Linked DNA regions of Homo sapiens: region 1 is linked to region 2. A link is an interaction called in ENCODE POLR2A ChIA-PET data of the cell type or tissue named here. Cell type or tissue: OCI-LY7. All regions are shown on one strand. Each heading gives the region's core, and the rest is flanking DNA. Links, peaks and the distances in the headings are about the cores only. Region 1 has its middle 140 kb from the start of LINC02227. Region 2 overlaps CLINT1 (clathrin interactor 1).

The links. ChIA-PET counts read pairs that join two places held together with the same protein. Peaks named below come from ENCODE experiments on the same cell type or tissue, not always from the same donor. Only the 100,000 strongest peaks of a DNase experiment are listed, where the experiment ranks them.
Region 1: POLR2A ChIA-PET joins it to region 2 with 9 read pairs; 2 of 35 experiments call an interaction of 5 or more read pairs at or near these places.

Annotation. Positions count from the first base shown.
Region 1 is chr5:158,262,645-158,267,042 of GRCh38, reverse strand. No RefSeq gene overlaps it. Among named protein-coding and RNA genes, the nearest start is that of LINC02227, 140 kb to the left of the region's middle. In OCI-LY7, for the core only: no CTCF peak of the experiment used is centred there; no DNase peak of the experiment used is centred there.
Region 2 is chr5:157,834,296-157,838,693 of GRCh38, reverse strand. The region is part of intron 1 of CLINT1 (clathrin interactor 1); the gene reads left to right. Among named protein-coding and RNA genes, the nearest start is that of CLINT1, 23 kb to the left of the region's middle. In OCI-LY7, for the core only: no CTCF peak of the experiment used is centred there; no DNase peak of the experiment used is centred there; H3K4me3 peaks cover 1,084 bases; H3K27ac peaks cover 2,654 bases.

The DNA.
Region 1 (4,398 bases), core at 267-4,266, 430 kb before region 2:
AATTCATGAAACACTAGGGTCTAAAATTTCATCTAAAATTCCCCTGTTCATGTGCTTTCCACTGCCTAGGTTCCCTTCACTGTTGTAGGAGATGAGAAAAGGGACACAAAAAAAGTGACTTTAGGAAAGATTCCCATGACTTAGTCCAGATTTATTGAGAAATTAAAGATTCTTTGTTATAGATTTGTTATTTACCTGCACATATTTTATTGTATTTATGAGCTGCATTTTGTCAATACCTAAAAAGCTAAATAGACAAATGAATAAAAATCAAAGGCTCTGAAATATGACTGGAGTCTTGAAGCCTAAACCAGGGATATAACAGATGGTTGCATGAGTTAGTAAAGTTGGTAAATGATGCATAGAATTTGCAAGGCACCCAACCCTGGCTGGCTCAAGTAAAGTCCACTAAAGGGCTTGAGGTGGAGGTAGGGTGCAGGGTGGTGAGTAGTCTGTAAACAGGTGCTAAACCACTTATTCAAGCACTCTCACAAATGGCCTAAAAGATTTTCCCAGCATCCTCTTGCTCTCTATGAGTCACTGTGGGAATAGCAGTGAGGTTTGGAGTTGAGTTATAACCATTCAGTAAAGCATTTCCCTCCAGACTGTGCGAAGGAAAGGGGCTATGTTGGTAAATTTATTGACTATTTCATTAGATCAATATGGAATATGATTTAAAGGGCTCTGCCCAGCCTCTTTAAATCTATTTAATCAAACTAATTAATAAAAAAAGTAAGAAGTTGAAGCATATCCTGTAAGGTGCATCATAAATATCTTCCCTTACTTGGGCTTTTGATCTCACCCAGGTAATTAACAGCTTTACTTAAGTTCAGTCATTCCTTCATGCCTGGCTATGGTCATAAAAACCCCAGGCTATATGTAGCTCTTGGATTTATTATGTTTTTCTTACTGCAAGAGCGTCTCTCACATTCCGTTTTCCCCCTCCTCTCGAGAAAGTTTATGTAGCCATTGCTTTTGCAGCTGTCATGAAAGCTACACTGGCTGGTGAGCTTTGTACTGCTTGTGAGGCTGCATGCACTCAGCTGTTGCTATCCAATTCAGTAGCTTCTTCACTCTACATCAAACTATTCCACAGTATCTCCTGTCTAAGAATGAAGAGAGAAAAACATCCAGAAGCCCTGACCTCCAAAGTGCTGTTCTCCCATTGCCTGTCTATTCATGGATATTTTTCACGAATGAAATGGCCTCTCCCTTTTACACAGGACATGATTTTTATTGTGGGATTTGGAGGGTCATCCTCTCTGTAATCACTGAGGATGAACCATTATTTTCAGCTCCTCAACAAACCAACTCCCATGTCTCCACCCTCAACTCCTTCTCCTATCAGTTCCCCAGCATCAATCTTCCTAGCTATGAAAACTTGAGATATCTAGACAAGCCAGCATTATCACCTGGAGGTGGGAGGAAAAGTTGATATCTTTCCAATGCTAGAGTAATTGTCATGAGACTCTGACTATGAAACTGAAATTATAGCTTCACTCTGCTTCATAGACAGAGGAAGCTCAGTTTGGAAGGGAAGCAAATGCTTCCCCAAAGCTCTTCTGTCTCCATTTGAGGAGGAGCTGGGTAAATACACTCACCCAGGTAACTGTGCTCCAGGGTCCTTCCCCAGCTGAAAGCAAGGTCTGAGAAAATATGGCAGTTGGCTACAAAATTCAAACTGTGCATTAACAGTTGACTTTCTTTAATAAATCACAATTATTTGTGCAAACAGTTGAGGAGATGAGACTCTGTTCTGGATATGACCAGTTTCCCATGGATGATAACTTTTGTTCCCATGCACTGGAAAGCCCACAAAAGATCTACTGAGGAGCTGAAATCAGAGTAATTGCTTTCGCAGTTTAAGATCTGTAGCAGCCTATTTTACTTTTGCTCCCTGTATTTAATTTGGTCCAATTCAGTAAGTATTCACCAAATATCTACCATCCTAGGTGTCATCAGAAGAGACACAAAAGAAATACAAAACACAGAGTGAGCACGTGGGTTTTATATGCTTTGTGGGAGATTAAAAACAGGCTGACATGAAATGCTCATGTTTAAGATCATCTTCCCTTTAACCAGCCCTACAAATTACTGTTCACACAAACTCTTGGACATCATTTATTCAACATATATTGAGCCTCTGCACTAAACACCAGGCTATGAATGCTGCATGTGTGATAAAAAGATGAGCTAGCAATTATTAACCTCTATGGGTTTACTGTAGCACAAAGGAGATGTAAGACACTTACAAAGAACTTCATGGCTCTTCATACCATGAAATTTATATGAAAAAAACCCGAAAGAGTTTGCTTCAAGTCACTGTATCATCTTAATACAATCTAAACTGCCAATTCTATTGTACACTAACACATCCCCAATTTGTTCAAAATAAGTAAAGGTACCTTTGTTTAAGTAAACATCCAATTTAGACAGCATATTTAATGAAGTAGTATTAAAACCTTGTAACTCAGATTATAGTTGACAGGACATTTAACAGAGGGTGTACTTGTATAACCTACTAAGAATAGTGTCGTGTCTATGTCAGTTGCTTATCAGCGGTGTGTCTAAGACACCAGATGGGACTTGAAATGAGTCATTTAACCATTATAATCATGTTATATCATTCTTTTTTTTTTTTTTTAGAAGGAGTTTTGCTTTTGTTGGCCAAGCTGGAGTGCAATGGCACAATCTCAGCTCACTGCAACCTCTGCCTCCTGGGTTCAAGTGATTCTCCTGCCTCAGCCTCCTGAGTAGCTGGGATTACAGGCATGTGTCACCATGTCCAGCTAATTTTTTGTATTCTTAGTAGAAACAGGATTTCACCATGTTAGCCGTGGCTGGTCTCGAACTCCTGACCTCAGGTGATCTGCCCACCTTGGCCTCCCAAATTATATCATTCTTAAAGAGCAACTTTTTCAAAGAAAACTTCCTTCCTAAATGAACAGTAGTTTATGAAGACACTTACCCTCCCAGCACCATGATAAATTTCAGCTAAGCCTCTGTTGAAATAATCACTAACACTGACTTGCAGAAACAATAGTCATCATTACATCTAAAACTTTCAAGCCCTTGTGTTATGTCAGTTGCCATGCTAAGTGCTATAAGTGTTTTATATCACCGACGGTCACAAGACTAGAAGGTAGGTTGTTCTATTTTACAGACAAAAACACTGAAGCCAAAGGTCCCACCACTAGTGAAGACTGTCTGAATTTCAGAGCACATGCTTTTAAATGAATGCAAAATCAATGGAGTTGTGTCACGTATATGCAGTTCAGGGTTAAAATAAGTAAGTAGGTTGGCAAAAGTCCCAAATATATCCAAAAGCACAGAGGGAACAAATGTGATTTTTTTCCTACCAATTTCCTTTTAACCTCCTGATTTCTAGAGGGACCGATTTTGCTCTGTGCCTCCCGTTCTTTCTCCTGCCCTCCAATCAAGGATGCTCAAGTGGTAAAATCCACTTAAAATATGGAAAATGTTCCTTCCTGTCGCTTCAGGTGCTTGTCTGTTTGAGGTGACTCGAGGAGGTCTGGTGAAGAGGGATCTTGGAGAATGGTGTATAATTCCCATCTCTAAAGTTAAATTATTAATTTTTTATCAATTAATTGGATGAGGATTGGTGGGAAAGAGAGGCCCACAGCTCAGCAGGGCTCTACTGGGTGCCGAATAAAACAAGAAACCCACCCGGGTGAGATGGATAAGTGAAGGGGAAGAGAAGCCACAGTGGTAATAAATGTGAGAATCCCCTACTTTCAGGAGAGGGGAGCAAACCACCTCCCAGGAGGAGAGATGCAGAATCGCTCAGATTTCTCCAGGGGGATGGAGGGGGTTGGTTAACAGAATCAGCCCTCCAGGCCTTGTACAAAGAGACTCTACTGCTTGCCTGGGAGTCGTTTTTCTTAATTCTTTCACATACTGAAGAAGATCAGATCCCAGAGAAGAGAAGTTTCTAGCCTCCCTTTTGACAAATAGAAGGTGTTCTTACTCAGAATACTGTTGTTTAATAATGAAAATAGCTTGTATTTTCTGGGTATGTACATAAATTACATTTGCTATAAGAATGTCAAGTTATTTTTAAAACATATTTTCAAATGCCTTTTTTACACTTGATGTTCCACTACCCCTCATTGTTAATGTTTTGGGGGCATCATTCCACACACCTCTTTTTGCTGATAGGGACAGCTATAAAAATCTGGTTATTAGTTTATTGAACAAATACCTACTATGTTTCAGAGATCATAGCTATGCATGTTATTCTCGACCATTTTTTATTCAATAAAATGATGTGAACTTATTTTTACATTAACAGAAATCTACATGATGATTTGGAGTCATTTCATCGTGTCTCACCATAATTCCAATGATAGACCTTTAAGTTTTTTCCAACTCCTTGCA
Region 2 (4,398 bases), core at 141-4,140:
TTGCAACTGCTTTTGGTTTTTGAATTGTTTATACCAGCAACTGATTACTGAGTAATTTAAGAGTCTCAATTATGGCAGCACTATTCTAATTAAATGCTGGCACTTTATTTTGCAAATAGAAGTGTAAACTATCCACGTTTGCAAAATTTGTAGAAAAAAGTATTGAGAATTTATAGATAAAATTAAGATGTACGTATTAAGCATGTACTTAGGCTGGCTTTACTCACAGAGTAAATATATAATTCATTTGAAATATGAAATCCTTGACTTAGGCTGGATGCTGTGGCTCACGCCTGTAATCCCAGCATTTTGGGAGGCCGAGGCAGGTGGATCACTTGAGGTCAGGAGTTTGAGACCAGCCTGGCCAACGTGGCAAAACCCAGACTTTACTAAAAATACAAAAATTAGCTGGGCGTGGTGGCAGGTGCCTGCAATCCCAGCTATTTGGGAGACTGAGGCAAGAGAATTACTTGAACCTGGGAAGCAGAGGTTGCAGTGAGCCGAGATCGTGCCACTGCACTCCAGCCCCTGGGCAACAGAGCAAGACTCCATCTCAAAAAAAAAAAAAAAACAAAAAAACCTTGACTTAAATTGGATTAAATTGGCCATTTGTTAAAAGTGGCATTTTTCCAGCAATTAAGAAAAAATGTATATAAAGCTGAAAAATTACGTAATTTTAAGTAGGACAAATGTTAAGTTCTTAATTTGAACATTAAGAGTAAAAGATCTTGGCTGGGCACGGTGGCTTGTGCGATGGCTGGGATTACAGGGTGCCTATAATCCCAGTACTTTGGGAGGCCAAGGCTGGTGGATCACGAGGTCAAGAGATTGAGACCATCCTGGCCAACATGGTGAAACCCCGTCTCTACTAAAAACACAAAAGTTAGCAGGGCATGGTGGCACGTGCCTGTAGTCCCAGCTACTCGGGAGGCTGAGGCAGGAGAATCGCTTGAACCTGGGAGGTGGAGGTTGCAGTGAGCCAAGATCACGCCACTGTGCTCCAGCCTGGGGACAGAGTGAGACTCCGTCTCAAAAAAAAAAAAAGTAAAAGAGCTTGAGAAATTTGCTGGCAAGACAACACTGATTTTGAATTTAATGTAAGTAGTATCTTTGTAGCCTTCTTCAGATATTATAAGGAGTAATTTGAAAATAACAACACATAATTGACATTTCTTTTAGACCGATTGCATTTCTCAAGTATGAGTTTTTAGAATACATGATGATAAACATCTTTTAGTTAATGAGTTACAGTATGTGTGTGTGTGTGTGTGTGTGTGTGTGTATTTACATATATTCCATCCTTCCTTTCCTGCCTTCTTTGGACAGGGTCTCACTCTGCCATCCACGCTGTAGTGCAGTGGCACAATCTAGCCCACTGCGGCCTTGACCTCAACCTCCCATGTAGCTGAGACCACAGGTGTGGGCCACCATGCCTGGGTAATTTTTTTATACTTTGTAGAGGCAGGGTCTCTCCATGTTGCCCAGCATGGTCTTAAACTCCCGGGCTCAAGCAGTCCTCCTGCCTCAGCCTCCCAAAGTGCTGGGATTACAGCTTCCAGTATATTCTTAATGCTTACATAATCGCTGATAAAGAAGACTCAAATTATAGGTATGCATCTCATGTCAGATACTTATATCCCAAGGGGAATAAAGTGTTATAACCAGAAGTAACAGGAAGCCACAGGATAACCTGGCTTTTTAATATAATGAGTATTTATTGATCATTTGCAACTCTTGTAGGTACTTGAAAATATACCTGTAAACAAGTTTTGGTAGAGGTAAATAAAAAGAGCAAGTAAACAAAATAATTATACATTCTGTGTTACGAAGAAAAGAGGCTGCAGTTAAGAATGATGAGTGGGATTATTTTAGATAGAGTGGCCAGAGGAGGCCTTTCTGAGGATGTGGCACCTACTTTAAGACTGAAAAGTAGAGTGAAGAAAGTGAAAGAAAGTGTTCCAGGAGAGGATATTTTAGAATAAGCAAGGTCCTGGATAAAGAAAGAGCTGGTGAGAAAGTGGCAGTGCAGTGTGGCAAGAACATGGAAGAAGAGGAGTAGCTTCAGAGGTTTGTAAGCCACTGTGTGGAGTTTGGGTTTATTCTAAGGGTCATAAGCAGCTGATGAGGAATTTTGATAAGGGAGCAAAATGACACCGCTTAATGACACCACTATGCTCAGGGCCATGTAACTTACTCTTGGTGCTGAGTTGGATAGTGGATTGGAAGGGAGAACAAGAGTAGAAGGTGATAGTGGCTGAAATCATGATTATAAACAGCAATTAATAACATGGTCTCTGGACCTTCATCTATGGAATCAGACTGCCTGGGTTCATGTTTTGACAGTTAATGGTTGTGTGACCTCTAGTGAGATACTTAACCTCTTTGTGCCTCAGTTTTCTCATCTGTAAAATGGGGATAGTAATAGTAGCTGCCTCATAGAGTTGTTAGGAAGATTAAATGAATTGTCCGTGGCTTAGGACAATGCCTGGCCCATTAGAGTTATGTGTATTAAAAACCAATAACCAAACAAATATGGCTGTATTGTGGAAGAGAGTGTGAAGTATGAGAAAAAGCAGTCTTGGCTTTGTACAGTTCTTCTGTGGTAATAGATTGTGCAAAAAAAGGAGAGGGTTCCAGTATGTACAAGTTTCAATTAACAACCTGCCAGAAAAGTGAAAATTGTCTATATAAAAGAATTGGTACATCTATAGAAATGAAATTCGTGATGGCTCCCAAATCCATAGTTTACACTCAGCATGGGTAGGAGAAGTTTTCATGTTTTTGAAGTATGTTTTTTAACTTTAGATTTCATTTAGTTCTTCAAATCTTTCTATGGGACACAGAAATCTTGTGCCAAGTTATCTTAACTTTTTAAGTCTTGGCAAGGGGTCATTGAGTTAATTTCAGAGGATATAGTAAATTAATAAGTCTTTCTAGTCATGCCCCCAAAAGAGCTGGCTTTGTGTGTTTGTTGAGTAGAGGGTGTTTATTTTAGTTCCCTTGTTCATATCTTGGTCTCAGCTCCCCTTTCTTCCTTTCCACCTCTCCCTTCTCTGTTCCCAAGATATCATGGAGTTCACTTACATATTCATTTGTCAGTTTTTCACAAGCCATCTTATGTTAGACATTCGTTGTTAGGCACCGAGAGGGAAAGAAAACTGCATAAGATATAGTGTAGTCAGTTCTGGTTATATGAGGTAGCTATGTTTTATAAAGTCGCCTTAAGCAGAACCATTGCTCCTAGGGGAAAACACAGGGGTAGGTTCCTTTGAGCCTCTGGTGACATTTTCTTTAGCCAGTCAGTACGTCACTTTGTTTTTTATGTGTGTTTTTATTTAAAGACATCTTTTTTAATATATAAAAAAATTGCTGATTTATTAACATTGAACTCACTGCCAACAGCACTATAACTGATGTCTGAACAGGGCTTATCTCACACGCATTTTTTTCCTGTAAGGCATATCACAATCTTCCTGTGTTTAGGAGCACTACATAGCACTTGAACACTATGCTCAGGGCCATTTTAAACAGCGAAATTGCCAACGTGTAAAGCATAAAAGTGTGAAATACGTTGCACCAAATAGATTATAGAAAGGACCCTTGTTTATGGTTTGAGAACTGAAACAAGAAGGCAAAGTGTCAGCTTGTTTGACCTCGGATGGGAATGTGTGCTCTGGACAACTCACGTTTTTTGCTCCTCTGCTAATGTTCATGAACATGAAAGCACCGTGAATACAGATTTTGAGGTTACATTTTAGTGAGTAGGCAAATTTGCGTATATGGAGTCCATAAATAAAGAGGATCAACTCTATTTGCTTTTTTAAAACTGACAATATATTAAGGTAATTAAAATAAATTCATACATAGCCATTGTACAGGCAGAATATAATACATAAGAGTTTAAAAATGTAATGTTGGATTTGATCAAAGGAAGGGGGAAATTATGGGTTGGAAAGAACAGGAAGGCTTCATTTTTGCATCTTTGTTGAAAACTAGGTTTGAAAAGAGGTGGGGATTCTGGAAGCACATAGAGTCACTGAGATAAGAAAGTAAAGGGCATATTGTTAAGGCAGTAATGCTAATCAGCTAGTAAAGCAGTGTAATCATCCCATAAAGGAAACGAAACAGAGGGAATGAGAGAAAAGGCTAGATAGGTAAGTTGAGGCCTGATCATGCAGGTTCTGATTACCAGTTCAATTAGGACTTTTTTTTATAGTCCTAAAGAAGCTATTTAAGAATTTTTGTCCCTTTGTTCTGTTACTCAGAACAGAGTAACAGAACATCTGCTGTCACCAAGACTGATCCAGGAACTGGAGGTTTTTTTTTTTTTAATCGCTCTGTTGCCCAGGCTGGAGTGCGGTGGCGCAGTGGCGCAGTCTCGGCTTACTGCAACCTCTG